Regions from separate parts of the Homo sapiens genome. Here region 2 is linked to region 1. A link is a loop called in an ENCODE intact Hi-C map of the cell type or tissue named here. Cell type or tissue: heart left ventricle. All regions are shown on one strand. Region 1 overlaps LOC102724081 (a long non-coding RNA gene). Region 2 overlaps LOC105373734 (a long non-coding RNA gene).

Evidence for each region. A loop is a pair of places that touch in the nucleus more often than their neighbours do. Peaks named below come from ENCODE experiments on the same cell type or tissue, not always from the same donor. Only the 100,000 strongest peaks of a DNase experiment are listed, where the experiment ranks them.
Region 2: a loop joins it to region 1, with 2.3 times the contacts of the local background. A loop is called at or near these places in 2 of 110 quality-filtered maps.

Annotation. Positions count from the first base shown.
Region 1 is chr2:168,428,835-168,431,334 of GRCh38, reverse strand. It overlaps LOC102724081 (a long non-coding RNA gene), which reads left to right. Exons shown (of 4, transcript XR_002959433.2): 2 at 2,210-2,391. Among named protein-coding and RNA genes, the nearest start is that of CERS6, 26 kb to the left of the region's middle. In heart left ventricle, no CTCF peak of the experiment used is centred here; a DNase peak (open chromatin) is centred at 1,053.
Region 2 is chr2:168,381,458-168,383,957 of GRCh38, reverse strand. The region is part of intron 2 of LOC105373734 (a long non-coding RNA gene); the gene reads left to right. Among named protein-coding and RNA genes, the nearest start is that of CERS6, 74 kb to the left of the region's middle. In heart left ventricle, no CTCF peak of the experiment used is centred here; no DNase peak of the experiment used is centred here.

The DNA of each region.
Region 1 (2,500 bases):
CTGATGGATCTTTAGTAACAAACAGGTTTGGGAGGGGATAGGCTGAAAGACTGTGGGAAAATAAGAGAAGGCTTTAGGGTCATGGTCATGGTACTTGTTCATTTTTATAACAAGTAATTTAGACTGTCACCATGACTATCTTGAAATAAAATTTAAATGAACTTAAAAAATTGAATATACTTTCCTAATGGTAATATAAAGGAGAAATAAAAGGGAAGCAATTTGAGGAATACATAAAAATATGTCTACCATATACAAGTGTTTGGCCAGGAGGACACTACAAAATACACAATGAAGGAGTAAGATGCTTGTGGGACTCACAGAATCTGGAAAATGAAGAGGGTAACACTCAAGCTCTGAACCTCAGGTGTTGCCTTGACAACACCACATGCACTGTTGCCATCTTTAAAGATGTGACATCTCTAAATAGCAAAGACCCTTGAGGGAGTTCCAAACCAAATGCAGTCTTCCCTCAAAAAGTCCCAAATATTTTGTCTTTGTATGTAAAACAGAGTCAGATTCTAGACTCAGATAATTATAAACAGTGTTTTTTTTAACCTGGGGACATTTGAAAACGACAGGAGATGACAGATAATTTTTCATTGTGTGTGGCTGTCCTGTACATTGCAGGAAAACTAGTATCTCTGCTCTCTCCCAAATGTCAGCATTGACTCCCAAACATTGCAACATCCAAAAATATTGCTATAAATTCCTCTGTGGGCACGACCTAGGAAGAAAGAAGGCCCACTAACCACGGCTGGAGGCAAGTTTCTAAAAAGACAAGCAGTAAGAAATTCCCAGAGTGGTCTTGTATTGCATTTTAAGCAGTTACTATGCTGAAATCTCCTATTTTTGGCCCTAAACCTTCAGCAAAGCTGGAGAATCAGTCTTGGGGATAAGTAGCCATAAGTAATGCCCCATATCATACCATGAAGTTTGGTGAAGACTTCGCCACTCCTACCACAGAGCACAGACCAATCAGTGTGCCTAGTTGCCACTACTGCTAGACTTTCTGCCGTCATTGACTCAGGAAACCAAACGCAGCTCCACAGGCATCACCCTCAACTGCCTCAGGACTGCTGGGTCTCTGCTTCTCCACATCCCTGGCGTCCACAACCAAGTGGGGTGAATGCATCTGATTGGCTCAGCTTCTGTCACGTGCCCTTGTCTTAACTGCAGGGGAGGCTGGGAAAATGTTCAAGCTTCTTCAGCTTCCATAGGCAGGTTCTGCTTCCCTCAAACTTAGGAAAGGGCTTCAGATGTGGAGCAGCCTAAAAGAATGACACATGCCCACTCTAATTAGCTGGCCAAATTAGTTCTACAGAAGAGAAGTACCTTGGGATTTCGGAGCAGAAAGTGATGATTCTGAGGAGGCTTTAGAGGAGGGGAGATTTGATCAAGTCTTGAAGGATGAGAAAGTTGGTAGGGTTGTAGGTAGGGATAGGAGAAGGATTTCGAGAGACACATATGGAATGACAATATTAAGAATGCTGAACTGGGGAAAACAAATGCAAGGTTAGGAATCCAAGTTCACCAGAGCTGAAAGGTCAAGGGGAGTCGGTGAAAGACAAGACTGGAAAGGGCAGGAACAGCACTGGGGAGTTACGGAGGGTTTGACGACAGTGCTAGGAGGTAGCTCTGAGCTGCTTGACAGGGGTATTTGCATATCTTTCGTATTCACTTGCACTGCTTTATCAAAAAATAATGTCCTTGGCAATTTGAATCCCAGTCTTTAAGATAACACATCTGTGTTTATGAATTACCAGGAGTCTTTTTGTTTTTTGTTTGTTGCTTTTGTTGCTGCTTGTTTTTGTATTCTTTCTGGTAATGGGACTAACTCCTTTTTACTTTGAATTTGTATTACACTGTATCCACAGAGAAATTTCACAAGTGTCTTTTACATTATTTTAACAATCACCCCCCCACCACCTACAACTTTAAATTAAATATCATGATCCATTATTTCCAGCACTTGTTGCCCACCTAACATGTACCAGACTCCTTATTTAATGCTTTCACCAGGATATTTAATTTCATCTTAAAATTATCCTTTAAATACAAAGACATAGGATCTGAGAGAGTAAGTAATTTGCCCAATGGCACCCAGTTAGGAAGTGGTGGGATAGGGGTTCTAACTCAGTTCTGCCTAATCTAATTCCTGATTGTTTCTCCCAATCAGAATGCAGTCTGAAATGATGCTCTTTTTTAGCGCTGTGCTAGCAGGAAGGTCTGTGAAGTTTGCAATAAAGCCATTATGAAGTCAAGAATGGAGGTTCCATTTTTAAAGAACTCAGAGGGGGTAGATCTTGATTGACATCTCATCTGGGGTCACCTGGTCTTCAACTGAGAGATCTTTTGGTTCGCCACGGATGCCCCTTGCAGTTATGGAAGGTAAGTATAGTCTTTAAGCCATTTTTGCTTGGTTGTCCCAACAACCCTGCCTTGAAGTGATATAAACTACCTTCCTTGGAACAACCTTGGTGGTACCAGGTACTCAGGT
Region 2 (2,500 bases), 47 kb after region 1:
AGCCACCCAGCAAGTCTACCACACTCTGGGCTTGTACTGGGGATTGTCTGCAGAATCCTGTGATGTGAAACGTCTGTAGGTCTCTCAGCCATGGATACCAGTACAGTGCTTGGGGTGTCTCCCAGGTCCTTCAGGAGCAACCCACTTCTTTTGGAGGGTCTGTGGGTCCTGTCAGGTTTCCTGATTTATTCCTGCAGTCGTTTGAGAGAAAAACCATGATGCCAGCCTCCACATGCTGCTCTGTCCAGCCAAGTCAGAGCTGCAAATCTTGCCTGTACTTTTGAGGTCTTATCCAAAAAGTCTTTGCCCAGACCTATGTCATGGAGATTTTCCCCTATATTTTCTTCTAAAAGTTTCATAGGCTTGTGTCTTAAATTTAAGTCTTTAATTCATTTTGAATTGATTTTTGCATATGGTGAGAAATAACATTCTTCTGCATGTAAATATCCAGTTTTCCCAATACTATTGAAGAGAGTGTCCTTTCTCCATTGTGTGTTCTTGGCACGTTTGTCAAAGATGAGTTGGATGTAGATGCACAGATTAATTTCTGGGCACTCTATTCGTTCCATTGGTCTATGTGTCTGTTTTTATGCCAGTACCATGCTATTTTTGGTTATGATAGCTTTGTAGTACATCTTGAAGTCAGGTAGTGTAAGGCATCCAGTTTTGTTCTTTTTGCTCAAGATTGCCTTGCTTATTACAGGACTTTTGTGGTTCCATGGGAACTTTAGGATTGTTCATTCTATTTCTGTGAAGAATATTATTGATATTTTGATAGGGATTGCCTTGAATCTGTAGATTGCTTTGAGTAGTGTGAACATTTTAATGATAGTAATTCTTCCAATCCATGAAGATAAAATATTTTTCCATTTATTTGTGTCTTTTTCAATTTATTTCATCAATAGTTTATAGTTTTCAGTGTGGAGATATTTTACCTCCTTGGGTAAATTTATTCCTAAGTATTTTACTTTTTTGGCTATTGTAAGTGAGATTGCTTTCTTGACTTCTTTTTCAGATAGTTCACTGTTAGAGTATAGAAATGCTACTGATTTTTGTATGTTGATTTTGTATCCAGCAACTCTACTAAATTGATTATTTCTAATATATTTTTAGTGGGGTTTTAGGGTTTTCTGTATATAAGATCATGTTGTCTGCAAACAGGGACAATTTAGCTTCTTCCTTTTCAATTTGGATGCCTTATATTTCTTTCTCTTGCCTGATTGCTCTGACCAGGACTTCCAGGACTACGTTGAATAGAAGTGGCAAAAGTGGGCATCCTTGTCTTGCTCCAGATCTTTGAGGAAAAGCTTTCAACTTTTCTCCATTCAGTATGATATTAGTTGTGGGTTTGTCATATATGAGTTTTATTGTGTTGAGATACATTCCTCCCATACCTAATTTGTTGAGTGTTTTCATCACGGAGTGATGTCGAATTTTGTCACATGCTTTTTCTGCATCTATTGAAATGATCATATGGTTTTTGTCTTTCATTCCGTTAATGTGATGTGTCATATTTATTGATTTTCACATGTTGAACTATCATTGCATCCCTCAGATGAATCCCACTTGATCATGGTGAATGATCTTTTTTTTTTTTTTTTTTTTTTGACATGGAGTCTCGCTCTGTCGCCCAGGCTGGAGTGCAGTGGCGCGATCTCTGCTCACTGCAAGCTCCGCCTCCCGGGTTCACGCCATTCTCCTGCCTCAGCCTCCCGAGTAGCTGGGACTACAGGCACCCACCACCACGCCCGGCTGATTTCTTTTTGTATTTTTAGTAGAGACGGGGTTTCACCTTGTTAGCCAGGATGGTCTCGATCTCCTGACCTTGTGATCCATCTGCCTCTAAACATGCTATTGAATTTGGTTTGCTAGTATTTTATTGAGGATTTTCACATCTATGTTCATCAGGAATATTAACCTGTAGTTTTATTTTCTTGTTGTATCCTTATCTGGTTTTGTTATCAGGGTAATGCTGGCCCACAGAATGAGTTTGGAAGTATTGCTCCTCTTTAATTTTTTGGAATAGTTTGAGTAGAATTGGTATTAGTTCTTTAAATGTTTGGTAAAATTCAGCAGTGAAGCCATCAGCTCCTGGGCTTTTCTTTGATGAGAGACTTTATTACTGATTCAGTATTATTACTTGTTATTGGCCTGTTCAGATTTTTTATTTCTTCATGGTTTAATATTTGCAGGTTGTATGTGTTCAGAAACTTACCCATTTCTTGTAGGTTATCCAATTTGTTGGCATATAATTGTTCATTTTACTCTCTTATGATCCTTTGTGTTTCTGTGGCATCAGTTATAATGTCTCCTTTTCATCTCTGATTTTATTGATTTGAGTCTTCTCACTTTTCCCCTTAATTATTCCAGCTAAAGATTTGTAGATTTTATCTTTAAAAAAAAAATTGTACGTTTCATTGATCTTTTGTATTTTTCAGTCTCTATTTCATTTATTTCTGCACTTATCTTCATTATTTCCTTCCTTCTATTCATTTTGAGT